Linked DNA regions of Mus musculus: region 2 is linked to region 1. Evidence: chromatin loops called from intact Hi-C (ENCODE). Cell type or tissue: left cerebral cortex. All regions are shown on one strand. Each heading gives the region's core, and the rest is flanking DNA. Links, peaks and the distances in the headings are about the cores only. Region 1 has its middle 540 kb from the start of Gm5636. Region 2 has its middle 280 kb from the start of Gm5636.

The links. A loop is a pair of places that touch in the nucleus more often than their neighbours do. Peaks named below come from ENCODE experiments on the same cell type or tissue, not always from the same donor. Only the 100,000 strongest peaks of a DNase experiment are listed, where the experiment ranks them.
Region 2: it touches region 1 in a loop (2.6-fold over the local background); 2 of 42 quality-filtered maps call a loop at or near these places.

Annotation. Positions count from the first base shown.
Region 1 is chrX:46,887,641-46,904,241 of GRCm38, forward strand. No RefSeq gene overlaps it. Among named protein-coding and RNA genes, the nearest start is that of Gm5636, 540 kb to the right of the region's middle. In left cerebral cortex, for the core only: no CTCF peak of the experiment used is centred there; a DNase peak (open chromatin) is centred at 9,149.
Region 2 is chrX:47,151,030-47,167,630 of GRCm38, forward strand. No RefSeq gene overlaps it. Among named protein-coding and RNA genes, the nearest start is that of Gm5636, 280 kb to the right of the region's middle. In left cerebral cortex, for the core only: no CTCF peak of the experiment used is centred there; DNase peaks (open chromatin) are centred at 6,650, 6,892 and 8,211; H3K27ac peaks cover 650 bases.

The DNA.
Region 1 (16,601 bases), core at 6,193-11,192:
GTCCTCTGTGGGCACTGCACACCTATGGAGCATGTACATCCATGAATGCAAATCTTATGCTCATAAAATGCAAATAAATTCATCTTTTAGAAAGCAATTTGCTTTGACCAATGTTTAGACGATCACTAACATATGTGTATAAATAAAAACACCTAAAAAGCAGTCTGACACTATGTATACTTTAGCCTCATCATTGTGTGTGTGTGTGTGTGTGTGTGTGTGTGTGTGTGTGTGTGTTGTGTTTGTGCATGTGAAAAGTAAAGCTAGTTCCCTAAAGCACTAGCTTTCTTTCCTTACATTACTACTTCACTGACTCTCCCACATGTCCTAAGTAACATCTTATCTTACAAGGCACTTTTCTATGTTTGAAATATGAGATACTTGGGGATTTTATTAACCACAATAAAACAACTTAACATTTTTATTCTTTTCTAATTATTTTATAGAAGATAATATGTTTTATGTTCTATAGAGACAAGTTCATTACTGGTATTGTTCATAGAACAGCTGTGAGTGATGAAGGAGGTGGGTTCTTGAACTCTATCCTAGAACTACCGAAGTGAGAAGCTTCGAAAATGAAAATTTCATACTTTCATCTTCTACAAGTTCTTCAAGAGGTTCTGATGCTTAATGAAGTCCAATGTTTTGAATGTTCTTGAACATACTGTAGTTGCTCTAGAATATTCTTCCTTGATATCTACGTAGAAATTCCACACATGCCTTAAGGCTGAACTCAAATATGAACTCTGTCATAAAAGTCCTCCAGTTTAGTTTTCTGTCACTTAAGCAAATATTATCTCTCCTATTTCTATGAGTATAGAGTAGAGTAAAGGAAAATGTTACCACTGGAGTATAAGGGACTATACAATAGCTATAGGAAAATAACTAATCAGCTCTAATCTTATTCAGCAGCCTTTATTTTAGAACAGCAGAATCAGACTTATGAGGCTGTATTAGGTTTTAGTTACTTCCATCAGATACTTGAGAAAAACAATTAAAAAAAGACAGGGTTTGTTTTGCTCATGGCTTCATACCTTTACCTTGTCCCAAGGAAAGGCAAAACATTGTAGCTAAAAGTATTCATTAGACCAAAACTGCTGTCCTAATAAAAGACAGAAAGAAAGAGAAGGAAGACAAAGATGAAATGAAGAGCAGAAGGAAGAAGAGGCAGCGGAGTAGGAATCAGAGGAGGGAAGAAAGAAGGGAGAGTATGAGTCCTCCTATCAGGACCCAAGCCTTAATAACCCATTCAGATATGAATTAATCATAGACTAGTCCCTTGAAGTGGTCAGCATTCTCAACATCTAATCACTTCTAGTAGCACCATTAGGCAAGGATAAAGTCTTCAATATATGTGATTTGTTGAGCATATATATCTCTATCAAAACAGGTTTTCTTAATTTCTAAAACATTCCAGACTAAAGAAAATCCTAGGAGTTATAACGCATTTTGTTTGCCCATACTATATGAAAGTCTAAGAGAATTTTATCAAGGTTATCTGCATAGAAACTCTCTGAACTAACTAGGTCATTGCCACACACCCCCACTTCTGGATTTTTTTTTCATTTTTTATTAGGTATTTTCTTCATTTACATTTCCAATGCTATCCCAAAAGTCCCCCATGCCCCACCACTCCCCTACCCATCCACTCCCACTTCTTGGCCTGGCGTTCCCCTGTACTGAGGCATATAAAGTTTGCAAGACCAAGGGGCCTCTCTTTCCACTGATGGCCGACTAGGCCATCTTCTGATACATATGCAGCTAGAGACACAAGCTCTGGGGGGGTACTGGTTAGTTCATATTGTTGTTCCACCTATACGGTTGCAGATCCCTTTAGCTCCTTGGGTACTTTCTCTAGCTCCTCCACTGGGGACCCTGTGATCCACAGAAGCAAAAACTTCTGTGTTTGTTAGGCCCTGTCATAGCCTCACAAGAGACAGATGTATCAGGGTCCTTTCAGTAAAATCTTGCTAGTGTATGCAATGGTGTCAGCATTTGGATTTTCTTTAACATACACTGTTGGTCCTAGTGTCTAACATACTGAATTAGATTATCACAGGACATAGTCTATGATATTTTTCCTACTTTCATTTATGGTGGATAATGTCATCTCATTATACTCATCGACTGTTATTAGGAGAAAATATACAGCAGAAAAAAACCCTAAAATTATACTTGCACATGTGAAAAAGTTACAAAATGAGAATGTACAAGGACAAAATTTCAAAGAAAAGGTATAGAGAAATATTTATATAATAAAGTATGGTTATGAAAAAATCATAGCCAATGTGTACTAAATAAAGAAAAAATAATGAGCAATTACACATGTATGTTAGGAAGCCTGGAAACTATCTAGGCATATGTGTCAAAATATTTAAAATACCTGTAAAACAGAAGAAACTTTTAAAATACCATTAAACCAGAAGAAATTAGGAGGAAAAATGGTAAAAACAGCATCAAGAACCTGTATATCAAAACAAAGAGCTGTGGAAAGTGAGGACATGACTGTCCCAACATATGGTGTAGGAGAAGAGTTTTATGGTAGATATGAGTAAGAATACAGCCATAGGCATTTGGAAGAGTCTAGAGTAGGAAGAGAAAGTTGTAGACTAAACATGGCCAGCAGATTACACTAGGAAATAAGAGGAGAGAGAGGGTGAGAGCAAGAGAGGGGGACCAAGAGAGGGAGACAAAAAGACAGATGACCAAGAGAACACATGGACATGGCAGGATTATATAGAAAAGAGAAACTGAGGAAATCAAGGAAGCCCATGAGCTGGAAACAGAGTAGGGGGCAGGATGAGAAGAACATAGATGATTTAAGAGGTCAGCCTGTGGTATGGTACGCTAATAGACACCACAGACACCAGTTTATCTTTCTTTGGAACTTGACATGAGTGGCATTTTAAAAAGTAGTGAAATTGGATTTGGAAAGATGGTTCAGTGGTTGAGAAAACATGCTCCTCTTACTAAGGTCCTGCATCCAGTGCCAAGCAGTCATTTGGAAGCTCACATTCATCTATAACTATAGTTCCAAGGTACACAACCACATCTGCATCCATAAGCACACAATCACATGCAAATGCACACACACACACACACATACACATACACACACACACACACTCACTCACTCACAAAAATAAATAGCCAGGATTGCAAAAGAGGATACAACTATTTCAGGCATTTAAAGTAAGTAAGGGTAATATGACAGTTGTTTTTTCATTAAGTTAGAAAATGTAGATGAGATAAAAATTAATAATATTTAAGACCTTGATAATGTCCATGATATGTTTGCTCATGGTCACTCTAAGTCTTTTTGGTTTTGATATTTCAAAAAAGGGTTGCTCTGTGTAACAAAGCCCTGGCTGTCCTTGATTCACTCTATAGACCAGGCTGGCCTCAAACTCATGGAGATCTGCTTGCATCTGCCTCTCTAGTGTTGGGAATAAAGGTGCATGCCACCACAGCTGGCATTAAATTCATTTTAAGTCTGGGTCAGAGTAACTTAAGATTGCATTGGGCCACCTACAACTCACTGGTTGATTCAGTCACTTCCCTTCTTATCTCTAGGTTGCTATTATAAGTTTATTGTCATGGCTAGCACACACAAAATATATTCAGATGCTGATTTTTTACTAATGAGTCATCATTGGGAGAGGACACAGAATCCCTCAGTTTTATACCTTGGAACATCCATACCCATTTCATAATGGCTATTCTGATATCATATAGGTTTTCCTCTAAAAAATGAGAAGGGTATATATGAGATAATTTACCTGACTTTCATTTTTTCATTTGTATACCTATTACATAATTTTGTTACTATACATATACATATATATACATATATATATGTATATATATATATATTTACCAGTGTGTTTATCAGCATCACCATCCTTATTCATAATCCCCTTTCTTCCTGACCATCACAATGCTAACTAGTATCACTGATTCCTCACTGATCAAAAATTTTAAATGTTAAAGTTACAAATGATGACACATGGCTTGCAAAGACATATAAAGAAGAATTAAGGTTTTTTTTTTAATTCAATGGTTCCTAAATTCTTTAAAGTGAAGCTGTATATTAAAATGCGATGGTTTGGGCTGGGGCTGGAGCACAGTATTACAGTGGTTGCATAGCAATGGGTAAAATCCTTGGTTTGACCTACAGTACTGAAAAAAAAAAATTACCATTGATGAATTGGCTGTGGGTGGTTTGCATGGAAAAGTATTTATTTAGCTAAACATTTTTTGTTATTATTGTATAATTATGCCACATATGCCTTAATTCCTAATCTGCTTATAAAAATGTATATTCAAGGAAGAAAAAAATCTACAGTATTTACCAGATATAACAATTGCCTATTTTTCTACAAAGGTACACTTGGATTTGTGCTTTTTTAATAATAAAATAACATTGTAACATGCTCTGGGAACCAGCTATTTAAAGGAACCCCATGGTGAATCCTTCTGTAATGTGAAAAAAAATTCCCTTGATTTATTTGTTGCATAAATCCAGATTTTCATATTGGAGTTCACCTGCTGAGAAGAACTGTTCTCCCCATTGTCTAGGTTCTCTTGGCTGGCCTTCTGTTCAATATGTGACCTTCTCACAATTCTGTGATTTAGGTGCAACTATTTAGAGAAGTAAACAAGTAGCATTGCATGCTAACAAGGGGTGATTAGATTGAAGGGCTGCCAGAAACCAGCAGGACAAAAGATAAAAGAGCCTAAGCCTCTATGTAGAAGAGAATCAAAGGACAATACAGGAGGTTGAAAAGCAAAACCACTTCATAACAGTGAGAACTATACAGACATATATCTATAAGGTACAAGAGGCCTAGACTTGAGCTGCTCTTTATTACCAAATCAAAGAAAGACTTAGAAAATGAGGCAGGGTCAATAGTTTCCTCAATGGCAAGGTGAGCTTGGGAAAAGTCTATCTTCTGAACTGGAGAATGAACACAGAATTAGGAAATGGAGACCCTTTTCATGACCAAGAATAGTTGAGCAACACAATTAAAATCCATATACCTAGTAGAATAAAACATGAAACAGTGGTTTGTAAAGAGAATAAGATCCCAAATAAGGCACAAATGTAAAGACACCAATTAGATTTCACAGATTATGTATATTCCATCATAAATTGGTAATCTTAGCATCCCTCTTTGTCTTTGATTCCTACTATTTCTAATTTATTCTCAATACAATACTTACTTAAATTTCACAAAATAGAGCAGGAGATGTGGCTCAGCACGTAAAATTCTTGCCATCTAAGCATGAATGCCTCAGTTTGGATCCCTAGATCCCACGTAAAGCTGGATGTGGAAGGGAAAGAGAATCACTGGAAGCTCAGAGGACATGTAGCCCAGCCTGCATAGTGGCAAATAACAACTGATCTTGTCTCAAGCAAGGTGGAAGGTGAGGACCAACACCCACGGTTGTCTCCTGTGCACAGTGATACATGCATACTTGTACTTATAAATACAAACATGCACAAATATATACATACATCATGCATCATGAATCATATATCACACACACACACATGGGAAAAAACTTGAAATATAATAATAAGCCATGACTCATTTTTCCATAAATTTAATGGTGCAAATTACTTTTGTACACCTTCTACCTGCCCAGAACTATAGAGGACACAAAGATGAATCAACAATAACCCCCAATATAGATGAGATAATAATCTATAAATTAAATAGTGTATGCAAAATGACCCCAATTTGAAGAACAAGCCAAAATCCAATAGATTTCAAAGTCCTAGAAAATTTCCCCAGTTATTTTTAATTAATCACAACAGTTCATCATAAGACAAATGCATAATTCATAGAATTTTAATTTTCTTAAATGACAGGATTATATATCAAACCAATCCATCTGAGAGACGGCTAGAGTCCAGTATCACATTCTCAGGCACAGTCAAGATCAGGGGAATACATGAATCAGACAAAGGTATTAAAAGCATCTTATATTCAGAAGCCAAAGTATTCATTCACACATAGGGAAAAAATAAATGTAGAAAACTAATGCCTTGTTAGTCAAGTATAATGCCCTCTTAAAGATACTCCTTTGCCCCATATAATCATGGTATAGCAATAATAAAAAACCTGCATAGATAGAAACATATTTTTTTCAATAATACTCTCATGTTTCCATCTATTTTTTTAACCTGGAATTGATATTAGATGAGTTAACCATGAGAGTTACCTGGTTCTACTCTTTTGATCAACCTTAGAAAATTTCCATGACCCTCAAAACATTTTTGTTTGCCTGGACACATTTTTTTCAATGTGTATTATGCACCTGACATTTTTGTTGTTCTATTTATTCACCTGAATCATATTTATAACCATTTCTGGGCAAAAAAAAAATTCATTTGTTAAAACAGTGTTTTTTTTTTTTTAAATCCAAACACTATTTGAGGGATGGAATTTTTTTTTTTTACCCAAAACAATGGTGACACTAAAGGGCCAAGAGGGACTACTGTGATGCTGACCTGGTGGAAGAGAGCTGTGTGCACAAAGCTTTTGGCTCTGCATTCTTCTCAGTGCCTTAGTGGCTTCCTAAGGGTTTACAGAGTTTTCAGGCAAACAGTTATCTTTCCAACTATTACTGCATCAAGGTAAATTCATTATATTAATAACTGGAGAAAATCCTCAGAGAAGGAATAATATATTTTTAAAATTTGACACTTAATTGGATAAAAAAGTAAAACCAACACAATCTGAATTAGAAAAAAATACGAAAAATAGGCCAAGTTATATTTACTATATAAGAACTAACTATAAGTCTGTAGCCATGGGTCTTTCTATGCCTGCCCCAGTTTCCAAGTAATGTCATAAGCTTTTGGCCTTATAGCTAGGCATTGTTTCCCACTAGCTCATAATTCAATTATCTCTTTTATATCTAATCTAAGTTCTGCACATGACTGATGACCTCTCCTAAGATTCTTATGTCTGACTTCAGCCCCATCTCCATGGCAAATTTCCCACTTCTGACTGTCTCCGAGACTTCCTTTCTATGCTGGATATCCTACTTTACTATCATGTCTTTTGCTATAGGTCATAGGCACTTTATTTTAGCCAAACATAAGGTGCATTAAGCATGCAAGGAAAGACAGAAACATATCATACAGTATACAAAAAGATCACTCCAATACAAATCTATTAAAATTATTTTATTTTTGTTTAGTTTCATTGGACATGTATATCTAGAAATTCATCCAGTTCATTTAGATTTTCCAGTTTGATAGAACACTGAGTTTTTTCAAGACTTCCATACATGTGCATGTTTATTGATAGCTTACTTAAATATAAAATTATGTTATATATAAAATTTCAAGATTTATATTTATATATTGAATATATATGTATATATATAAATACACCCACACCCACACACATATATATGTGTGTGGGTATGTGTGTTAATGGGTGTGGATTTGTGTATTCGTGTGTGTGTGTATGTATGTATGTATTTTAGGGAGTGTCAACATTAGTAGATATGCATATGACTTTTTCAAAAGATCTTTAGTGTTAATTATTCCTCCCTACCATTCCCTCTTTTATCATGCTTTCTCATCACCCAATTTCTAAAATATATTCGTCAGACTTTCTGAGTTTCTTCAATATTTGCTGCCATGTCTTAATTTTCTACTCTAATTTTTATTAAATCCAGATTCTTTCTGTCTTTAGGTTAATTTGACCAAAAATGTATCACTCTCATTAAATCGGTTTGTTCTTTTTTGCCAAGCCTTTCACATGCATCATTAAGATATGAACTTGACATTTCTCAGGATTTTTGTTGGAGGCACTTAGTGCTATAAGTACTCTCTTCGTTGTGTTCCTTATACCTTAGCATATGATATTTTCATTCAATCCTAGGAATTTTAAACCTTCCTTCTTAATTTTTACCTTTGATGACTTTCATTCAAATATTGTGTTGTTTGCTTCCTATGAGGTGATATGGTTTCTGTAGTTTTGGTTGCTGTCAATACACATGTTTATTTCAGATGGTTCGAGCAAACACAGTATGTCATTTCAATTTTACTCTATTTGTTGGTACTTTCTTTGTGGTCTAATATGAAGCAGATTTGGATAAAGTTACATATTCTGCCAAGAATGAGAGATAAACAGTATTTAAAACCTCCCTACTTTAAAGAAAAATAAAACTTGGTATTAAGTGCAAATTTCTACCAGACTTTCAAAAATAGAAAGGGAGGGAGCATTTAAAAATTATTTCCAAAATCATTAATACCATGATACCCCAACTAAAGGCCAAATAAATCAAGAAACTTATGACAATGTCTTTGATTATCATGAACTCAAACATTCTCAATAACTTACATTCAAAATGAGTTGAAGAACACAATAAAAAGATTATCTACCACAATCAAGTACTGTTCATACCAGAGATACAGGTATGTTTCAACATATATCAAACAATAAATGTAATCCACTATATAAACAAATGAAAAGACAGAAATCATGTAATCATCTCATTAGAAACAGAGAAGACTATTGGCAAAATCTAACATAACTTAATGATAAAAGTCCTGCAGAATCTTCGAATATAGGGGGTATATTTCAACATAATAAAAGCAATTTACAGCAAGCCTAAAACTCACATTGTATTAAACAAAACTCAAAGCTTTACTAAAACAGAAAGACAAGGAAGACCATTCTTGACCCTCCAGTTCAAAACAATACTTGAAGATTTAGAACAATATGGTGAGGGAAAGAGATAAAGGGGATTCAATTAGGAAAAAAGAAGTCAAAGTAGACTCTTTTTTTTTTTTTTGCAACTGTTATGATTTTATATAACAGATCCTAAAGATTTCACCAGAAAAAAAATCCTAATGCTGATAAATTCACTCATAAAAATACCATGGTACAAAAATGCACAGAATCAGTAGAGTTTCTGTACACAAATGACAAACATACTGAGAATGAAATCCATAGTACCTCATAAACAGAATGTGCTGTGGAACTCCTCTAATGCCAGCACTAGAGAGAGAAGAGATATAGTACAAACTGAGGAGGAGGAGGAGGAGGAGGCTAAGAAGAGAAGGAAAACCACTAAAGTTTTATGTGACTCATATAAGAACATTTGAAAAAGCAACTGCCTCCTCACCCAAATTGTAACTATAAAAGTCCATTGGCCTGAAAAGGATGGCTTATTCTAATTCTGAATTCCCTTTTATCTGTCATTTTGGCATTTGGGGAAGAAAGGAAACAGGGACTCCCATTGTGCTTTCCTGTGAGTGTGTCTCTATGAGCCTGGGAAAGAAAATCTTAGAGGAAAATTTGAAAACAGAGTAACTTACCTAAAAAAAAATAAATCTCTGTCTAGGCATTGACCTATCATTTATCTCTCCAAATCACATTCCCATTTATCTCTGCTTAGGTATATGCCCTCTCTAGTTTGTGGGAGACTCTTGCATCTTTTTCTTCATCTCCCAGAGAAAGTATTACTTCTCAATGAAACAAAGCTCCTATTTTCCCTTTTGTGTTAGCTTAATTTTAGGGAGATTTTGAACATTCTTCCCTAGGAGAGCTTTTTGATGACTTCCATTTATGCCACTATATTACAGCATTTTGTAACACGTTACTTTACCATGACATTGTCAAGCACAGGCCATGCCTAAAGAGCAATGATATAAAGGAAACATTACTTTTCTGTTTTCTTAAAATCTGTGAGCCAGGCATGGTGGCACATGCCTTTAATCCCAGCACTTGGGAGGCAGAGGCATGCAGATTTCTGAGTTTTAGGCCAGCCTGGTCTACAGAGTGAGTTCCAGGACAGCCAGGGCTACATAGAGAAACGCTGTCTCCAAAAACAAAACAAAAAAAAAAAAAAACAAAACAAAAAAAACAAAAACAAAAAAAAATCTGGGGATCTCAAAATTTTAGACTCTTTCTGAAAATGTTTGTAGAACTGTTTTCTGCTTTATCACAGGAGTTCACAGAGAACATATGTATTTATAGTGGTTGAATTAAGTAATATTTTACAGCAACTGGAAATATATTAATCAAACAGAGGGAATGAATTTACTTGATCAATTGCAGCACATAGGGTTCAAAAAGTTGTAGATAATTCACCTAACATGTATAAATGCTTAAACCACTAGTTTTGAACCCTAGCACCAAAATAAAAATAACATGAAAAATTAGGGACAGTGAAATGGCTTAGAAGATAAAGGCACTTGCTATAAAGCCTGATAACCTGACAGAGCCTTTATTCTGCTCTGACAGACATCTCTGGAGCTGGCCCTCTGCTTACAACACTTTTTTCAGCATTCTTGTCTTTTCCAGACTCTACCACAACAAACCAATAAGCTCTGTTTACAGCATTTGAGGGCTTTGGTACACCACCACTGAATACTCTTCTATATTCTATCTCCAAATAAATTCCAAAGACCTGTGGACCACATAATCGAGTTTATCACAGCAATGAGTAAGTATCGATTTTCCATATTAGTCAGTTGTCTCTTCACTGTGAGAAAATACATGACAAAAACAACTTACAGTAGGGGGGCTTGGTTTGGCTCACAGTTGGAGGAGCCAATCCACTGTGGTAGAGAAGTCATAGCTGCAGGAACTTGAAGCAGATAATTACAGCATGTTCACAGTAAAGAAGAAGATATTCCCAGAGATGAATTTCCATGGCGATTCTTAATCTTAATAAGTTAGCAATCAAGATTAACCTTTACACCGTATTAAATATATTAGCAAAGAATTTGACAGTAGTGCCCCATTAATACTAGCTCACAGTGTTGAAAACTAATATTAAGGTTTACAGTCTATCCACAAAAGAATGTTGGAGACATTGAATAAAGCACACCCATGCATTAATGAAGTCCTTTAAACTCACATCCACCCTCTTCCAAATGCTTTCCCTCTTCAGGAAGCAGAAACAGATCACTGCTAGCAAAGGGGAAAGGGATATTTAATGGTCTACTGCATTTTCAGAGCTTTAGTAATGCTGATCAGTGTCACCAGGTTTATCCTGCATTTAGTACCATCTACAGTACAGGTTTTAAGCCAAATGAGCAATTCATCATCAAAAGGTTGGCTCCCTAATGAGAAGGAAGAAGTATTCAAAATAGCACACACACACACACACACACACACACACACACACACACACACACACACACTATTTATTATATATAAATATATATTTGTGATATTTTGAATTATCTCTATTTTATAAAATATCCTCTAATAAAAAATGAATGAGCATTCAAAATATAATAAGTTAGGCTAAGAGTCAACGTAAACAGTGCTAAATTTATTACTACGAGAAGCAAATGTATGCAGATGGCCTGGCAAAAGGGAAGGGAAGGGAGGTGTTAGCAGCCTGGAGTGACTTGGAAGTCAGCAAACAAGGAAGGGGCTAATTGGAAAGGGGTCATTTCAGGGATTTACTCTGCTGGCAGGAAGCCATGAAATATGGCCCTAACCTTAATTTTGTGTTCCTTATGATTACATTCACTGGGTAGGTAAATCTGCAAAGAGACAAACTGTTTCTTTCAGCTAAATTAGGATAGAAGTGAGGCCTCAGGTCACGGGCTAATACAATTTTTCTGTAAACAGCTCAACAGTAAAGATTTTATCCATTGTAGATTATGACATTATGTAATTTCTTAATCCCTTCCACATATAAGTGCCACAATCAAAACTTTCCAAGACAGTGTATCTGTACTTTATGGTTCAAATGAAAAGAATATCCAAAGCCCATAGGGCAGCTTCCAACTATCACTCTATTCCTAGAGGGTTCAATGTCATAGTCTGACACCATGCATACATGGTGACAAAACACTCCACACATAAAATTTTAAAAAAAATAAAATAATAGATACAATTTGACCAGACGTCTCCTGAGAAATGATTATCTCTGAGGAACGGTGATATCTGGTTCTTACTAGAGCCACAAAGAAAGAGAAGTTCGAGTAACTGAGAGAAGTTACTCAGAAAACAACCTAAAGTCAAAACCGCAAGCACATTTCACTTACGAATATTGATAGACCTTATGTTTTGTACTTAAATGCAAACAGTGTTGGCTATTTTAAAATTCTGTGTATCCAACTTCCTAAAACTACAAAATGTTTGATAAATGTAACTATTTCAAGTCTCACAATCCCAGAGAAGTACCAGCACTTCAGAGGTAGAGGCAGCAGGACCACAATTTCAGGATTATCCTACAGGAAGCCTTGCTTCGAAAGAAATAACATCTAAAAAATAAAAGAATATTTTTGGATATTACAGAATACATGTCAAAATAAAGATGAGATTATTTCACAAAGTCCATACATATACACACATGTTTGTGTGCACGTATTTGTGTGTGGGAAGTGTGTGTAGGTTCATTTTCGCTGAAGATCTTGGAGTCAGAATAGCAATACTACTAACACTCTCTCAAATATTTGAATCCATTTGGCAAGGTCAGTCAGAAATTTGAATGACTATAACACATAACTAAGTAATTGCTCTGTCAAACTTTTCTGAATAACGTTTGAGAAACTTATTGAAATTCTCAATATTTAAAGATGCAGCATGTTTACTTCATATATATAGGGAATTATTAAATTCAAATAAATTGGCATACTCAACTCTTCTCATAGACACTGACTTTGGGTGTAATAATAGCACATAAAGTTTTCTATATTAAATATATTATAGTATATGAATAATTGTGGATTTCATAGTGTGTATTGTCTAGTACTATTTCATTGTCCAAAACTATAGCACTGTACTCTTTGTACTACATTTCCGTACTCATTTCTCTCCCCTTGCTCCTGAGAATGAGCATATGACTATCTGATCTTATGAGTTCAACTCTTTTACACTGCACACGCACTGGAGATTGGGTTTTTATTTCTTTCTCCGTCTGGGTTATTTCATTTAGTATAACAAACCTGCTTAATGCAAATGTCTACCATGGACTTCGATCTGCAAAAAGAAGGCTGTGAGTGGAGCTTCCCTGTTTCACTAAGGATAAGCTGATGTCTATTTAGTTCCCATATAATTTTATTTTTAGATTGTCTCTTTTATGTATTGCATAGAAATAGATAGAAATGGAGAAAAGGGGTTATTTCACTTGCCAAGAAAAGAAAAGCGGGGTGACATTTTATTAGGGAAAGGCAGAATCATAGGAACATCTGCAGCATCATTGGAGTCACATGCAGCAAAAATCAGATCTACACTAGGATTTGAAAAACCTTCTATTATCTCATATGTTATTGTGAAAAACCTTCAGAAATGGATAATACCATGGCTTGCTGGCATCAATGGGGCAATTTCATTCAAGCCAGCTGGTTTTTTCCTAGCAGCACCTGCAAAATTACATTGAATTGACCAAAAGACTATCCCAAATTATTAACAATGCCCCAGGGGACACAAACAGTGCCTTAGAATGGTTTCAAATAAAAAAAAAAAAGATAATATGATCCAGCCATCCTATTTTAGTTAATTTCACCACTCATAATGGCTACTAAGTGCCAACTGAAAGACTGTATCTTTTAGTTAGTATTTCTGTAGTTTATGAGATCCTATAGTCAGAAGCAGATAATGTTCCATAGTACTTGCTATGTATTGAATATAAAGAAAGCATATTATATATCTTGAGCATGAGTATTGAACTGAAATATAAAATGAATTATTTACTGGAATGATAACAAGAACCCAAGTGATCATGATAGTTTTGAGGAATCATACTGTCAAAGTTGGCCAGTGGATGGCCTTGGGATGGTGATACTGTTCCAGGCTTTGACATGGGCAAGTGATGTCAATATAATTTGCAAACAGCCTTAAAACTTAATGGCCACATTTAAACCCCACCAACTTACATAGAAGCTTGAAAGCTATCTCAAAATAATTATATGCCTCTTCATTTGCACTACTGGGGACAAGAAAGATTTATGACAGAGACTGAAAGATACACAAAGAGAAAAAGCAAAAGACTGAGAAATAATTAGCTGGCTTTGTTCTCAAGCAGGCCAGGGCTCCTTTACCATTAGTCATATAATATTGTATGTGGAAGGAGGAATGTCCAAAGCCTTAAGGAAAACTGGCAGCTATGTTTTTGAAGAAGAGGAAATGAAGCCATAAGGGCTATAAAATAAAAATAAATTAAACTATATATGTAAAATTAGAGGCAATAAATGCCCCACATGAGTAAGAAATACATCATTGACAGGGAACTTATACCACCAAGTCATCATTTCTATGCCCTTAATTATTAACAAATCGTCTGTATCTTCTACTGAGGCATCTTTAGAATTGTTACCTTTGGCTCTACATACTTGTGCTCCCCTATAGCAAATGTTTCTTATTTTTATTATTATTTTTGCTACTAAGATACAATACTTGAGAAAGTCAGTTCAGGGAAGAAGGATGTATTTTTCTTAGTTTCACAGGTTTCAGTTCATGGTCACTTGGTTCCATAGTTTCTATACCCATGTAGGCTAAGGTAGAAAATTACTGTGATTTGAATGAAAAATGTTAAACATAGGCTGCTCTCTACTTTGAGCCAGCCTCTGCTCCTGTTGACACGCCTTTTCTACCATGGTGGAAAGTATTTCCCTGATATCTCAGTATGAAGAAACCCTTCTTCCCTAGATTGCTTTTTTTTTTCATATATATTGTCATAGCAATGAGGCAAGTAATGAAGGCCTACAGCACTGTGAAACAAACCTGTAATCATTATGGTGGACAGGAAGCATTGGGAGAGGGAAAGTTTGGGAAGAAAATGTGCCCTACAAAGATATACCCTCACCAAGCCACTCTGTCACTTAGACCCCACCTTCCAGTTTCCACTATCTACCTATATGATAATTGTTTAACCCACCAATTTGATCAGACTTCAATATCTTCCCCAAATCTATATCTCTAAATAATGCATGAGAGACCAAGCCTTCAAGATATCAGCTTTAAGGGGATGCTATTGCATAAATTCACCATGTGTTATTTACTGTTCTCCTGTGAATAAACGTTTATTTTGCTTCCAGGTGTTTGTAATTAAAAATGACACTCTGTTAGAAGAAAGAATGATGAATAGTCAGGGAACAGAACATTAAGGTAATGAAACTAATCCATATAATATTATAGTCTGTATACATGTCATTGTATATTTGTCAAAACCCATAGCATATATCACGCCACAAGTTAGTCCTATTGTAAACTGTGGATTTTGATAAATAATAAAGTTTGAACACAAATTTATCAATGGTAAAAAAGGGACCCCTATCATATGTTTGTTAATAGCTGGGAAGTCTATGCATTTATATGTGTAGCTATCTCATATAAACTCTTTACTTTTGGATCCACCTTTCTGTGAACCAGAAAGAGATCTCTAGAATACTACATTTGTAAAACATTGTTGTTATGAATATTCATGCACTCTCTTAAAAGCCATTGAACACAGGAACTAATCTACGTCTATGTGTTTCTATAGTAAAGAGAACAAGAAAACAAGAATGCTATACATAGCTGGGTGTGGTGGCACATGCCTTTAATCCCAGCACATGGGAGGCAGAGGCAGGCAGATTTCTGAGTTAGAGGCCAGCCTGGTTTACAGAGTGAGTTCCAGGACAGCCCTGTCTCGAAAAACAAAAACAAAAACAGAAAACAAAACAACAACAACAAAAACAAGAATGCTATACAGTTCATATGATTTTAACGTCTTTTTCCATTAGAAATGAGGTTTGGGTTGTTGGTTTGTTTGAAGTTCCACAAGCTCTCAATCAACTAGTTAGTGACCAAACCTTGAGCAATGAAACTCTGAGCTACTTTTCAGAACCAAAGTACCTAATTTGTAAAACATTGCTCTTATTAATACACTCTCTTAACTATATATATAGTTTTAAAACAAAAGTGTCAAGAAAAAACTTGCTGAGGTGACATTTGATTAAAAAGCCAGAAAATGACTTAGGTGAAAATTACTGTCATCCAGATGAAAAGTGTTTCACAGACACCAACTGCATAAGACATAGGACAGGTATATTCCTTCCATGTTAAAGTAAACATCAAGGAAGATTTTGAGATTAACAATTTAGGAGAAAAGGAAGAGAATTAAAAGCTATTAAATGAGATAGACATTGAGAAGGTGAGCATAGCAAGTTGCAGTTAACCTTTTAGATATTTCTTAGAACTGAACTTTTGGGCTACAATTCAAGAAGAGATGAAAATCTGCTGAGCACATATTACTAGGTTAAACAAAAGTATAATTTCTGTACTACAATATATGTGTATTTTAACTTCACTAATGAAAGCCAGCTTCCTTTTCAAATGTAGTCATATCAATATATAACAATATCAACATTAATTTTAATCGATATTAATCAAGCAATCTAGCTATCTATATAATCTATATCTAGATTCATATTCTCAACAGTAGTCCATATGTGATTTCCAAAGGGACTCAACATTGTCAACAATATTACTAGCAATTAATATTTATTTTTATTAAAAGGATTAAGGTTACAGAATTATTTCCCTAAGAAATGATGAAACTGAAATTTCACTCAGTTTTTTCATGCAATAATTTTACTAAAAAATTCTATCAATGAGAGGGTTTTT
Region 2 (16,601 bases), core at 6,112-11,111, 260 kb after region 1:
CAGAAGAATACACATGGAGGGACTCATGGCTTCAGCAATGTATGTAGTAGAGGATGGCCTTGTTGGTCATCAGCAGGAGGAAGGGCCCTTGATCCTATGAAGGTTCTATGCCTCAGTGTAGGGGAATGCCAGGATAGGTAAGAGGGTGTGGGTGTGTTGGTGAGGAGGTGGAGGGGGGATAGGAAAGGGGGTTTATAGAGGGGAAATCTTTGAAATGTAAATAAAGAAAATATCTAATAAATAAACAAAAATAAAACATTTCTACAGAACATTCTACCCAAACACAGAATAATATACCTTCTTCTAAGCACCTCACAGAACTTTCTCCAAAATTAAACCTATAGTAGTTCTCAAAGCTAGACTCAACAGATACAAGATAATTGAAATAACTATCTCTATCCTATTATACCAAAATGAATTGAACCTCAGGATTACATCTGGGTGTCAACAGTAGCAGAAACTGCAGAAAACCTACAAACTCATTGAAACTGAACAACTCTACTTTGTCAGAAAATAGAAAGAAACTAAAGAACTTCTAGAATTGAATGGAAATGTATGAGACACAATGAAAGCTGTGCTAAGAGAAAAAAAATCATAGCACTAAGTGTTGTCTCAGACTTGACCGGGGTCACACAAAAAAAGAAAGAAAGAAAGAAAGAAAGAGAGAGAGAGAGAGAGAGAGAGAGAGAGAGAGAGAGAGAGAGAAGGAGGAGGAGGAGGAGGAGGACGAGGAGGACGAGGAGGAGGAGGAGGAGGGAGGGAAGGAGGGAGGGAGGGAGGGAGGAAAGAAAGAAAGAAAGAAAGAAAGAAAGAAAGAAAGAAAGAAAGAAAGAAAGAAAGAAAGAAAGAAAGAAAGAAAGAAAGAGGGGAGTTCTCACACTAGCAATATAAAAGTAAATTTGAAAGCTCTAGGAAAAAAAAAGAGAAGCAAACACACTCAAGAGGAGTAGATGGCAAGAAATAATCTGACTCACAGCTGAAATCAATACATTAGAAATAGAACAATACCAAGAGTCAATGAAACCAAGAACTGATTCTTGGAGAAAAGCAAATCCTTAGCCAAACAAACTAAAAGGCAGAGAAAGCATAGACAAATTAATAAAATCAGGAAGGAAACAACAACACTGAGGAAATTCAAAGAACCATTAAGTTCCATTTCAAAAACCTATACTCCACAAAAATTGGAAAATCTTAATGAAATGGATCACTTTCTAGATTTATACCACTTACCAAAGCTAAATCAAGATCAGGAAAACCATTTAAATAGTCATCTAACCCTGAAGGAAATAGAAACAGTCATTAAAACTCTCCCAACAAACAAAGCAAAAAAAAAATCATAGAGAGAGAGTTTTAGTGCAGAATTCTACCACAGCTCATACCAATACTCCTCAAACTATTCCACAAAACAGAAACAAAAGGAACACTGCTAAATTCATTCTATGAGGCAACAGTCACCATGGTATGTAAACTACACAAAGACTCAACAAACAATAATCTCAGGCCAATTTTCCTTGTGAATATTGATGCAAAAATACTCCATAAATTGCTTACAAACTGAATGCAAGAACACATGAAAAACATTGTTATCAAGTAGGCTTCATGACAGGGACACAGGGACAGTTGAATATATGAAAATCTATCAATATAATTCACCGTATAAATTAACTGAAGAAAAAAGATCTCATGGTCATCTCATTAGATGCTGGGAAAGCCTTTGAAAAAAAAAACCACCACTTCTTTTAAAAAGTCTTGAAGATATGAGCAACACATGGGGCATACCTAAAGATAATAAAAACAATGTAGAACAAGCCAATACACAACATTAAATTGAGAGAAACTTGGAGCAATTCCACTATAATCAGAAACAAGGAAAGGCTGTTCACTCTCTTCCTAAATATTCAAAGTACTACTTAAATTTCTAGCTAGAACAATAAGTCAACTTAAGGAAGTCAAGGTATACAAATTGGAAAGAAGTCAAAGAATTGCTTTTCAAAAATGAGATGATACTGTACATAAATGACGCCAAAAATTCTACCAAAGAATTCCTACAGCTGCTAACTCCAGAAAAGTGACTGGATTAAAAAAAATAAATTAAATTGGTAGGTAGCCATTATACAAATGATTAACAGGCTGAGAAAGACATTAGGGATACAACATCCTTTACAACAGCCACAAATAATATAAAATATCATTGGGTAACTCTACCCAAGCAAGTAAAAGACCTGTATGACAAGAACTTCAAGTCTCTGAAAAAAAATAGAGGAATATATGAGAAAGTGGAAAGATCTCCCATGCTCATGGAGGATTAGCATAGTAAAAATGGCCATCTTACCAAAGGCAATCTAAAAATGTAATGAAATCCCCACAAAATTCCAGGACAATTATTTACAGGCCTTTAAGTCAGAGTTCTCAAATTTATGTTTAAAAAACAAAACAAAACAACAAAAACAAAAACAAAACAAAACAAAACAAAACAAAACCAGGAGAGCTAAAACAATCCTATTCAATAAAAGAACTTCTGGAAGTATTACATTCCTGATTTCAAGCTATACTACAGAGCCTGGCAAGACTACCAGTGGAGGGAGGGAGTCATCAACTGACCCACAGACTTTCAACTCAAAATTTTCCCTGCCTACAAGATGTGCAAGGATAAAGATGGAACAGAGATTGAGGAAATGACCAACCAATGAATTTGCCTGGCCCAACTTGAGACCCAGCCCATGGGAGAGAGACAACCCCCAACACTATTAATGATGCTCTGCTCTGCTTGCAGACAGGAGCTTAGCATAACTGTCTCCTGAGAGGCTTCATCCAACAGCAGATGGAAATAGATGCAGAGACCCACAGCCAAATACCAAACATCAGGTGGAGCTCAGGGAGTCTTGAGAACACATAGGGGATAGAATTGCAGGAGCCAGAGGGTTCAAGGACACCACAAGAAGACCTACAGAGTCAACTAGTCTGGGTGCATGGGGACTCACAGAGACTGAACCACTAACCAAAGAGCATGAGTGGACTGGACTTACCAACCACCCCTACACACACACACACACACACACACACACACACACACACACACACACCACGTATGTAGCAGATATGTAGCTTGGTCTTTATATGTGTCCAGAAAAAGTGGACCCTGGGCTGTCTTAGTCTTTGTTCCCTGCCATTGACTCCCTTCTCCTAAAGTGACCGCCTGGATGGGCCTCAGTGTAAAAAGTAATTAATCCTGCAAGAACTGGATGTCCCAATGTGGGGTGGTATCCAAGGGTAGGTGTCTTCTTCTCTGAGGAGTATGGGAGGGGTAATGAGGGGAGGTTTTTGTAAGGATGGGATTGGGAGGAGATGAGGGACAGGGGACCTTGATTGGGATATAAAGTGAATAAGTAAGTAAATGAATAAAAAAGAAAAAAGAAAATCTGAGTAATTTCTCTAATGATAATTTATCTCTTAGAAGATTTTTGTTTTGCGTTTTGAGACCACATCTCACATGTAGCTCAGGCTGAACAGAAATTCACTATGTAGCTTAGACTGGACTTAAACATCTAGAAATTCTCTTTCTTCACTCTCCCAAATACTAAGATTATAGGTAAGAGCTTACCCAGCTGTTAAAACAAAACAAAACAAAACAAAACAAAACAAAACAAAACAAAACATCATGAAATCTGCACTCAGTTGAATGGAACTAGGAAAAAAATATTCTGAGTGAAGTAACCTTGGATTGGGTAATCCAAGGAAGATAAAAAGTTATATGTGTTCATTTGTGAGAGGATATTAGCCTTTAAGAAAATGAAAATCAAGCTACGATCCATAGACCCAGTGGCTGAAATTATGGAGGGGATATTTGAGGGGGAAGTGGTGTGGAATCCTAGTACAGTGAAAACTTCCTGGAATCTATGAAGCTGAACTTAATGAAGACTCCTAATAATGGTGGATATGAAGTCTCAAAAACATAAGGAAAGAAAAAAGGAAAGAAAAAATAGATTATGAGTTACCACACTCGGCTTGAATCATAATGTAAGAGCACAAACCCAAAACGACATTGTCCAAGTATATGATCTAAAGTCACAATTAATCAATTTCTAAAATATAAATTTATTATGCCATATATTAAAATAAATTCAATTCCATGAGCTACTCCAAGTTCTACGTGAGAGAATAACAAAGACCTGATGATCCAGGGCTTGGTAGATTATTGTGTTCCATACTTAATGCCATCCTAGCAAAGCTGGGCTGCTCTTCTCAAGTAAAAATGTTCAGCTTCCACCCAAAGGAGCTGCTGTACTCTACTATCAGCTACAACTTCCACCCTCCAGGAAATTTGTAGTGACTTTGGCATTGTTCTTACTTTACAAGGAATACTGTCAGCACTGTGCTGAGTTCATATACACACTGAGAGCTGCATAGCCACTTAATATGTTATCAACCTCTACACTCATTATCTCCCCTTTGGACATTGGGAAATAATAGTTAAAGCATAGGTGTCTGTTTAGACAGAAAGAAAACACGTGATTCAGTCTACTATTTAATGTGAAAGGGGCAAGGTGACATGTAAGAGACTAAGAAGACATAGGGAGTGATGGGATCTTACAGAAATGCATCTGCATCCAGAACTGAGAATTTAAATTTCTAGAAGCAGGTTACACTTGCCTTAAAAGCTAGACATTGTAGTTGTAAAGACCCAAGCCTGGAAACCTGGATGCCCAGTCTCTAGTATCTTCATGACCAATCAGTGTGGGTTTTAGTAGTAAAAGTAAGGTACTTTGACTATAAGCAAGCAATAAGCACTGAGCTATCTGATCAATTAGGGTAAAGGTTATGAACACAAAATAAGCATCAAAGTATGTTAGAGATACCCTGGTTTTAAAACAAACAAAAGGACATCATTGCTTTTGCTGTTAACTTTAGGGACAACTTCCATATGGGTCTGCTAATTGTGAAGATAGGCAAGGTAAGCATGGGTAGAAAGAGGAGTGATTATACTCACACAAACAATGTCTATTACCTGGCATAGCTTAAGAATGGCCTCAGATAATATGACATTACCAAATCAATCCGTGATGGAGATTATGGAACAACCCGAAGCCAATGAAAAACAATGGTTCCAAATGCCCTCAGAGTATATAGATGTGGCCATCCACTACACATACACAACACACAACTTGGGCAAAAGAATGAGGTAACTAGCTTAGGTGGCAGAAATTGCAAGAGGTTAGGAACAATATATCATCAACTCTTGTCACCACTTCTAATGCTATATAGGTCAAAGAATAATTCATAGTTTAAATGAAGATGAAAGACTAAGTGGACATGGGGAGTGAAATTATACTGTCTTTAATATGAGAACAAATTGTTCCAGGATAAAACCTTAGAAAGAATAACAGAAAGTGTATACCCTCCTGTGAAAGAAATGCTCTTATCAAGCAAAAGGAACAATCTACTTAGCAAGTGTACATTGACAAGCCTTTCAAAGCATCCCTTAGTACTGAGCCATAGGATTCATCTGCTCATCTCCATTTCCAGAATACAAAACCACAGGCTATCACAAAGAGAGTAAGTGAGGATTGAGATGTGGTGAGGTCTGAGGTCATACTTGGAACATCACAACTAGACATTAGAAGAGAATCTTAGAAAGTGTTCAGAAGTGGACCTCAAAGCTCAAGACTTCCTGAAGAATGGGACACAATAAAGACCTTATTTGCCAGGGATAAAAAAATGCTATGTTTATATACACACAGACTTATAGAAGCTTCATTTTCTCTGTTCTTTGCATTGTTCCCAACATAAATGGGAAGCCTCAGAGTCACTAATTTCTACATTGCCTTTGAGTAGTAATCTGACACAAAGCTCAAAGCCTTTACTTGTCCCAGGAAATCAGTAAGTAGGAACAATCTCCTGACATTATATGAATTATGTACTGCAGAGATGATAGTTAAGGTCTCAATTGTGAGTTTCTATTATAAATACTTTATATTATTAGCAAATCTGCCAATGGTTCTAATGAAATGTCAAACAACTGCCAAATGTCCAGCCTATTTCCAATTTCTAGTCTTTCCTTTTACAGCTTTGATGTGGCAAAAATATTTCTTTCCTCTTAAATGGCTAACTGTGTAGAGAGATATTTTGGTAATAGACATCTACTCTAATTTTAAAAGAAATTTAGATAAACAGAACAAACAAAGAAGCTTGGGCATCCCAATTAGATAGCTTTCTATAAAGATCATGGCTTTCATGGTAGACTTATTTTTATAAAATGTTAAGATTAGCAGAAAAATCAAGCTGTCCCTTTGACTACATTTTCTCCTCTTGTCTCGGGCTTATGAATTAGAGCTCCTATTTTCGGCAGATTTGAAAATAGGATGTGGGTATTAGAAAAGATGCCATGGTTTTTCTTCTTGAACCATTTGAAAAGAAGTGCTGAGGAAGGCATCATTTTTAGTGTGCTCTTCTAGCAACTTGGGAAGAATTTGACTGCTTTATTGCTTGTGAACACACAGACCCCAGGGCCCTATATTCTTAGAATAAAATGAGCTTTGGGATGTCAAGAGCCTCCATGGAGGCCCCTTTTATTGCTTACAAACTTCCTGTGTGATTAAGCTCCATCCCAGACTTCTGCAGTTAGGTTGCACAGGCCCCACATCTGCATATCTGCTAGCCAATTTCCTGTCTTCTAACTTAGGAGTTCTCACATAAGTGCTCAAATATGGAGGTTTTATTCTGTTAAGAACAGAATTGTAGAGCTGACATACAGAATCTATTATAACACACACCTTAAGTCCCGACACAATAGTCCTTTAAAAATGCTTTCACTTTTCATTGAAGGCGGTTGTGACTTTAGATTTTCTTTTCTTCCCCTTCTTCTGGATATGTTCTATATTCTACTCTAAGGACAGAAAAAAGTGGAAATCATGTTCTACTTCAAAGGAAGGAAAGTGAAACAGGATGTGGGGGAGGTGTGGGAAGCCTGTACTTTTCTTATACAGACATCTGGCTGCTACAAAAAAAAAATCTACAGTTTTTTTAAAAGAAAGAAAAACTTTTATGTTCTACATTAATTTCTGTTAAGTCAAATCAAGAGCTACTTAGCTTCTCTGATGGAAGCAATAAATATACCAGTACATTTTTAAAAAGGTTTTAATGATGAAAACACTAACTAAATTTAATTGAAGGATACTAGAATCTAACTAATATGGTTATTTGTTAATAAGTATAACCAAAGAGTTCCTGATATGATTGAAATTTACATTTAAATGGTCAGTTCTCCTTCCTCTAAACACCTTGCATCTTTTGTACTGTATCTATATCATAATTTAGTTACTATCTGAAAGAATAATCAATCTACCCATCTATGCCACAGATTTTACTACTTATGGTACAACTGCTACATGTGCACATCCATATATATATACATATATATATGTATGTATGTATATATATATATATATATATATGTATGTATACACACATATGTATGTGTGTGTGATGTGTGTGTATATATGCATATATATGGTGTATAATATAATACAATAAAATATAATATATACACATATAAAACAAGTTCTAATTCTTTCAAAATTGATGGCTTATAGTACCCTAGAAGATCCCATCCCTTCTACCACTTGGGCATCAGGGTAGTCACTGAGGTCTAGGGCATTTCTGGATGAGAATGTCTTCTTTCTCAGACAGAAGAATTAAGTCAAGAGTCATCTACACTAACTTTAAAGAAGCCATTTTACAGACTGGAAAACTTTCCCAACCAGGGCTACAGACAAGAGACTGTCTTATCTGTAGAGAGCAGATGGGGTCCTGAGTCAATACATATTATTGATGTGGACACTGCCATGCGAATGATATCAATGCCTCAGACCCATGGGAATGCCAAACCTTCCCTCGATGAAGCTCAGGGAAAGCTTTCCATGGTCTAAGTAGCAAAGACTTTCCCTGGTCTAAGTTTGCTTGTTTACAAACAATTAACCACAGTGTATAGAACATAGTAATGATTCTCCCTCTCCATGAAGGGAACACGACATTGTTCCTCTGCCGAGACCTCCTCCTGAGAGTAACTAGCTCTTCCTCTCCCCTCTGTGTTGTATATAATAAGTTCTTTGAGATTGTAGGTTGATTAGTAAGTTCCTTCTATCAGAACAAGTGCAGCTTACCCAATCCCAGAATTTTAATATCTGCATCAGTTGGTTCTTCACTGTCTGTTTTTCCTTCATTCCTTCTTCAGTCCAATCAGATCAATCTGTGTAAGATGAGTCACATGTTCTAGAATAGCATATAGCTTACAAATGTGGGAGGACAGTACTATTTTAATAAAGTTTCACCACTCCTATAGTCAATGGATTTTGAGCTCCTACACTTTGCCAGCTCCCTGGTCTATTTCTCTGTATTGTAGTATTCTGCTTCTTAATGAATTTTCTCTATTTTTCAATATCCATGTGTCTGATACTTTTATCCTAGACACAAGAATCCAGAAATTCAACTAAGTACCCTCTGAGCTGCAATCCAATTCTAAAAAAAATCTCAGATACTGACTTCAATTCTTATAACTTTAGAAAAAAAGCTCTGATAAGGGTTCATAATATCCTTCATATTCCTAATTATGCTTACCCTATCACCCACATTTTAAACTACTCCTTCTCCTTTGAAACTTTTGCACTTCATGTTTACTCCTTTACCATCTGCTCCTTTGACTCTAGTCTTTTGCTCCTTTCCTTCTACATAGCCCTTAAAGGAGATTTTATGCCAATGCTCAGTCTTTTTCCTTATACATTTGTAGTCTTTCATTAGATAATGTCGTCTACTCTTCATCAAGTAGAATGTTATCATCTACTTACCTGTTACATTTGTTGCTAAGTTAGTCTCCAGAAAGATCAGCAAATAGATATTCCAGAGACATATAAACTGAAAAGCATGTCCAGATCAAAAACCTCCTTCCCCAGATCCCTTCATCTCCAGAAAATCCAACCACCTTCTGATAATCATATTTTGGTAGGAAACATTACCATAGCATGCTAATAATTATTGACTATATCACTGATAAAAATCACACTATTAACAGAGTAATTTCCATAGTTGTATTGTATTCTACCCTTCCACTGTTTCTCTTCCATGCTTTAATTTTATAGATAACCCTGTGTTCTCCCTAGTCTATTAACTTTTGCCCTGCCTCTACTTTGTAACCCATACGATATCTCTTCTAATGGTTTTTAAGACAATATATTTGATCCCTTCTCTCACTAAGATTCAAAATCATAGACTGGAGATGTAGCTTGTTGGTAGAAATTTTACTCAGTATTGTGAGGGCCTATGTTAATATCTATTAAAGAAAAATAAAAAGTCCAAGAAAAACAGATTCTTGTTGCCTACAGATTTTTTTAAAAAAAGAGCTTAGTGAACAGGAAGCATGTCTCAAATCACTTGCTTAGCACATAATAAACATTATATCTTACATAAATCAATTTTCATTCCATTTATGTAAAGCTGTTATAATGATTGTTCCCATTTTATAGTTGAGGATACCAAATCCCACAGAGAAAGATTCTATAAATTCCCAATGCCACATAGCTGGCAAGTAGTACAGCAAAAACTATATCTTGTTCTTTCTGAACTAGAAATGACAAACTTTTCAACCCATCTTCTTGCCTAATGTGTTTGTAACATCATTTCTATGCTTCTAGCATATTCCTAGGCATCTAGCTACCTCGAATTATTCAGCATTTCTCAAGAACAACACAAGCCTATCTTTGTTGCTTCTGTGTCATGGTATTCATCCTGCCTGGTGTTGAAGTTAGTCCTTGGTTCTTTCTCCCAGCCCCATGCTCCCAGAAATAAGACTTAAACTCAAAATATATTTACAAATACCTTGGTTGTATAGCTAGGCTCTTCTCTGATTAGATGTAACTTAAAGTGTTCTATTTATTCCTGCCAACACTCTGCCATGTGGCTGATTACCTGTACTCAGATGCTGTGTCCATTTAGGCACAGCTAAATTTAGGCCAATATCTGTGCCTCATTCTATCTCAGAATTCTTTCCCCTCTTATATGTCCCATCTTCATTTCCTGCCTAAACTACAGGCCAAAGGCTTTTTAATTGAAGGCTGATACATCCATACAATATACAAGATATTCTCTCTACAGTCTAGAGTGCTGTTTTTCCATAGAATGGACTTGCTGAAAGTCTACTTCTTCTTCTAGATGTAACACAGATATGACCATTGTGTAGCCCTGTTCAATTTCCCCACTTAAATCTCTTCCTCTTGTATGGAAACAATGCCCTTTGTACATGCAACAGAATAGAAACTCAGTCATGACAGATTCTTTGATTTTACCCCTACTTTACTTGTTCACTATAGTCTAGCATGGTGCTTGACACAGAAAGACAAACAACAAATTTGTTGAATAAATGAAGAAGTAATTAACAATCTCTCTCATAGCTCATAGAATCTTGCACTGAAGTTACATGACACACTCATGTTTTCTTAAGCTTCTTAAGGTAGAATCACATTTTTACGTTGCATATTCATTGTTCCCAATGCAACATTTGACTCACAATATGCATATATTAAATCCTTATTGTGTTATCTTTCTATCACTATAGCGATGGCACAAACAAATTAAAAGGAGTAGTATTTTGTTTTGCTTCCTAGCTTCAGAAGTTTCAGTCCTTTGTTGTCTGGATCCACTGTTTTTAAATTTATGGTGAGACAGAACATCATGGTGCCAAGTGAGAGTGTTAAATCAGGATTGATCAAGGTGATATGAAAATATAAAAGGAAAACAAACTCTACAGAAGCACATTGTCCTTTAATCAGAGCCATGAAGGATAGCAGTCTCTCTGTGGGAGCACAGACTGTGCACTGAGGCACAGGAGGGTTGGGAATTTAAAGGGCAGAAAATGCAACATTAGTGGAAGTTTCCATTTACAGATCTGTTTCTAGACAATCTCAAAGTTGTAAATACCTAAGGGGGTTTGGTATGTTTATCATCTATCTCATCAGGAACTTCTAGAATCCTAACTGCCTGCAGTAAATGTTATCAGCATGTCAACATTCCTGTCCAGAGTTTTTGAGCTCACCTGTTGCTTTTCAGTCATTAGCCCTTTGGTCCAGACCCTGGGAGTATAAAAAGGGAAAAGGACGCTGTGTTCATCTGTATTCTTCCTATTGAGTCATGTTTTTAAGGTCTGTCCTCAGGATCTAAGGGGGCATATGTCACATTGACTTCATGTAGCAGGAGAGTTTTGCCTTTACTGACTCTTGTGGATCATGAAAGTGCCATCATGTGCTCCTGGGGAAACTTTTGAAAACAATTAACTAGGCAGGTGCTATAGAGAGTAAGATGAGATCACAGACTCAGGGCCCACTGGAGACTACCCACGGAAGCTATTGTCCTACTATGGACCAGCCTTCCTTTGTTTCCAAATATTTGTATAATTCTGATTCCAGGTCTTGGAGATTTTTGGCAGCATCTCAGACAATTCTTAATTGATTGATATAGAAGCGGCATTCCTCTTGGGTAAAGTGGCATGCTCCATCTTTTTCTGACAATAGGAGCTCTATGGTCCACCTATTTTGGAGAAAGACACCTGTGAGGGAATCTGTTTGTTTTTGAAGAGTGTTGATGGTAGGCTGCTATATAAGCTGGAAAATTGAAAGGTGCCTTTGATAACTGTTGAAAATAGTAAGTAGAGGTTGATAACCCTGATGTCCCTTAAGCAGATAAGCTGCCTAATATAGCCAGAATGGGCAGGAATTGTAGAGCTCTCTTTGGTCATGGATCCAATGCATTCTTAGCTCATTGAATATAGTACATTGAATAGAATGCATCCGGGCAACTGAAACTGGTTAGTCCTAAGAATCTGTATATCAGGATATTGAAAGACTAACGTGCAGATTTCTGACCAATTATCTGGAAGACATATATATGTAGCTGAGACAAAAATAAAGAAGACTCCTGAGTTGTGGCAGAATGAAGTGAGTGTGTTAAGAGGTAGGGAATGATTTTATTGATTATAGACTAGTATATTTGGAAAATGATTTCATTTTGCAATATATGATATTCTCCAGCCAGGAGAGGCACTTGAAGGGGTTGCTAGTGGGAAGGAGTGTTTGAAGTGTCTTGGTTCTGTGTATACTTACCTGGAAATTAGGTTGACAGTTAAATTTTATAGTCATTAGTAGGGAAGTCAGAGATTGATAGGGCCCAAAAATTTAGGGTGTATTCTTTAGCAGGACAGCATATTCAGGGTGGGATGGCAGAAGCATTATAGTAAGTCAATGTTATCATGAAGGGATAAGTGAGGGTCCTACAGCGAAACATCATGTGATATGCAGAGAATCTATGAGGACAGGAAGTTCCATTTTTCATTATGATGTTTCAGGTCACCAGAGAACTTGGCATCTAAGGAGAGGTCTGTATTTAAAGAATCATTAGAATGCTGAAACTTGATTTCTTTATAGAGTAAAACCAAGAGATTGCCCAGGAGGTAGAGAAGGAAGAGTAGAATTGGAAGACACAGAGAGAAGCAAATGAAAGGAAGTGCTGTCAATAAATGCAGGCTCCCATATAGTATGGGACAAGGATTTATATTGTGTCTTGAGAGGCCAGTGTTATTTTTTTGGAGATGAGTTGGATCAAAATGTGAAAAATGCCAGTAGCATTAATATGTTGGCCAAGACCAATAACTTGTCATTCAGGATTTTGGAAATGATGATGATGGAAAGGTGATGGAAAAAAAGCTGTAAAAAACAGAGCCTTCTTGAGAAGTCTATTATGAATACATATAGGGACTGGGAAAGGGTTGGTATTATATAAAGAGGGGTGTGGATCTATAAAAGTGATATAGAGTCACAGTATGGGACAACCCGGGAGCACTGGAATAAATGAAATTGGTTTCCCTTAAGTGATGGTGACTTCAATTTAGGAGATGTATACATTTCTATCCCTTGAAATTTAAGGAGAGATGTATAGGGAAAATTATCTTCTCCAGGGAAGAGTACACCAAAAAGTTAGCTAATTACAAATGTCAGCCTTGAAAACTGAGCCGGCTATATTTAGTACTATATGTGTATGTGTATGTATATGTATGTAACATCAATTAGTGAAAAAATACAATAAATTTGAAAAAAGAATAAGGAGTATGAGGTAGAGTTTTGATGGAGGGAAGTAAAGAGACAAATGATATAAATATATTATAATCTCAAAAATAAAAGAAAAATAACAGTGTCCATGGAGGGATCATAACTAGGGCAAGAACATGGAAGATACAGAGAGGTTATGACCCGTGAAAATGAAATTTTAATTTGGGTAATTAGATATCATAGTTATATCTTGATAACAGTCCCAGCCCAAGGTCTGTCACTTACCCAAGTGAAATTATCATCCATCCCTGCCCCTTGCTTCTTACTACCTTCTCACTACTCTTAAGTGAGTGTCCTGATAAATTAACTTTGGTTAAACAACTAGAGATAGAGGGATACCCTAACAGAGGTGAAGAAAAGGTGGCAGTGTATGAAGTCAAGAATTGTTAAACAAGCAAGGCAAAAGAACTCTAAAGAGAAAATTTTCCTTCTGGGTCTAGTCTTTTGGGAAGCAGAAGTCTAATCCAAATATCAGGAATGATACACTAAAGTAGTTTAACAACCCAACAGAGGGTTATAGAGCACCATGAGCACTGCAGTAGGTAAACAGGAGACAATAGAGAACTAATGTAATCTTGGCTGACAATGCTCCCTCCAGGAACCAACAGCCACATAACAAAACCCCTAATACCAAGCATAAGAAGCCCATGAGTTGTTGATCAGGGTTGTCCAAGGGATACCCAAAACATTATAGGCTGTCATTATTGCTCTTTGTTGACCACATGAATAGAATGGAAGTTCCTATTTTTTAAGCCACCTTGTACTTCAGACACAGGTCCAAGAGGCCCCTGATCTGGAACTGATCTGAGTGCCTTCTACATAAGAACTAGCTTTCACAGTATGAGCTTGCAAAGAAAGAAAGCAACAGTCCTAGGTATGACAATAACTATGTTCATAAAACAACAACCAGATGACCTGATAACCTTAAGGGTGTAGTAATGGCATGCATACCTTTGATGGTAATGAACAACTCTCTAGTTACACTTAACACATGATCAATCAGAGGGAAATGATGCCTCAAATAGAAACCTAGCCAGCTATCCAGGGCTAGTAAAATCATGGATCTTGGACAACAACTTACAACCACTACTTTATTAAACTAGCATATTCCCTAAGTACATTTCAAACATTTGTTACTGAGACAGCATAATCCCTAATTAATTTCCAAACATTTGTCTTTATACTCACAGATATGAATGGGGATCTTACCTCTCATCAAGGAAATTGTACTTTGCAGCATATGAAGACCATTATAGAAAACTCTAACAAATAAAAATGCTGAGTTGTGGAGCCCACTCCCAATGGATACATCTACAAAACAACCCCTGTGCCTAAGGCTCAGGGAACATTGATGAATAAGAATATTTATTAGAAAATGTCAAATAAAATTGTTTTTAGAAGAAAAAAAAAGATTGTAAGAGTAAGACAAATGGGATATTCAGTGTAGGACTCTGTCTCCCAGTAATATCAGAAATTACACCCATAAAGTTTTACTGGAGGGATTGACTAAACATGAGGTGAACTCAGACAGTTTCAATAAACATACCAAAGTGGATTGGGGAAATCCCATCATGCCTCAACTCCACACAACAAATAATAGGCAAGCGATGAATGCTGCAAGTGGGAGGAAAAGGCTTACTCACAGAAAAACTAATTATCCAATAACACATGGTCAGTCCCCAAAACATGCATACAAGCAACTTTATATAGGCTGAGCAGATTCTATTTAGGAATATATAAGTACACATATGTGAAAAAACAATTAATGGAAAAAGAAAGCCTTGTATTTGGAAGAGCCAGGAGTGGTATGTGAGAGGATTTGGAGTGAGGAAGTGATGTGAATATAATATAATTTCAAAACTAAAGAGAAAAAAATATTTTATTAAATTGTATTTGAAGGAATTTTAGCATGACTTCAAATGAGAGTGTGAGGGTGATAGGGTAAAACTGGTGAATGATAATAGGTATGAGCCTAGGGTGATGGTAATGTCTACCCCAGGTTAATGCCAGTTACCATGATGCATGAGGTTTTACTTCATTCCTTCTAGAAAGTGAGGAGAAAGAATGATGCCCCATGTCTAGGATAAAGGAGAATTCTTGCCCAGGTAATGTCTCTGGTACCAAAAGATTCCTGAATAAGTCAGAAGTAGGCAGGACTGAGGATTGTGAACCATGACTCTCGGCTATGGTAGTTGTAGCATGGAGTTGGAAGGCAGATGAATGGACTGTCACAAGGGCATCCTTGACCACAAGATGGTCAGGCTCAAGTGGGAGGCTTGCATTGGTATAGGCCTTAGGCCAGTGGCCCTTTTGGTTATATCTGAAACAGGGTCTGTTGGAGATATCTCTCTGGAGGAAACTCTGTGTTCATGACAGGGTGTGCAGTGGACAAGCTGAGGACAGGAACTGGAAATGGTCATTCTGATCGCTTAAGTCTTACCATCATTGTCTTTTTTCTTTCTTATCCTGTTACCCTATCTACTATTAAATGCATTCAATGCTGTATCTAAGGGGTCCTCTTGCATATCTTGGAGACTTTTTTAACTGACTGAGTTTAGATCAGATGTCTGAGGAAGATTGGCTAATAAACTGAACATGGAGAAAAAAGATCCCAGAAAGGGAATCACAAAAAGAGGGTCCTAGCTGGAGTGGTTTCAGCTAGATTGGTATATTTAGTTACAGTTTCAATGAAATGGACCAAGAATAGCGATGGATTTTCATTAAAACCTTGCATGAAATATTTGGCCTAAGTTGACAGTGAGGTGGGAAATTTTCTTGCATACCCTCTAAAAGGCATGTGATCATCAGATTAAGCCGGGCAGAAACATCCCCCCCAGGGAGCTGGTAATTCCAGCAGGGAATTGTGGCTGAAACTGTCTCCTCTGCAGAAATGCTATAGCTATATCTAAAGTTTATAAATGATCTGCATGGGCCAGAGTGGAATGCCAGATGTGTTCTAATTTGGGTCTTGGATGAGAGTAAAAATTAGTATATAGTATGTCATGTCACATTAAGTGGTACATTTTGGACAAATTGTTTTCTAAAATGAAGGACCCTAATCTTTCTGTTCCTGTCCAAAAAGGCAAAAGGGACCTGGTTTTCTGGAAGGTCTGTCATATCCTGAAATCGCTGTTGGGAGAAGCATGAGTAGAGGTATTGAAAAGGGGACCTGTGCATATGGGAGTGTGTACAAGGAGAGGAGAATGGGGGTAAGGATGTGGTGTGGGACATGGTTCAGAGAAGCAAGGGGTGGGAGACAGGACTTTTAGAAGAATGGGTGAGAGTAGGGTGGAGGTATGTAGTAATGAAAGGGGACAACATAGGAATTGAAATGTGGGCATTAGGGTATTGGGGTTAAGAGGTAGAGGTGGACCATTTGCGAGAGTAGGGGCATGGTTCATCAGCAGGATGGAAATTGGAGAAAGTAGAAAGAAGAAAGTGAGCTGGTAAGTTGTG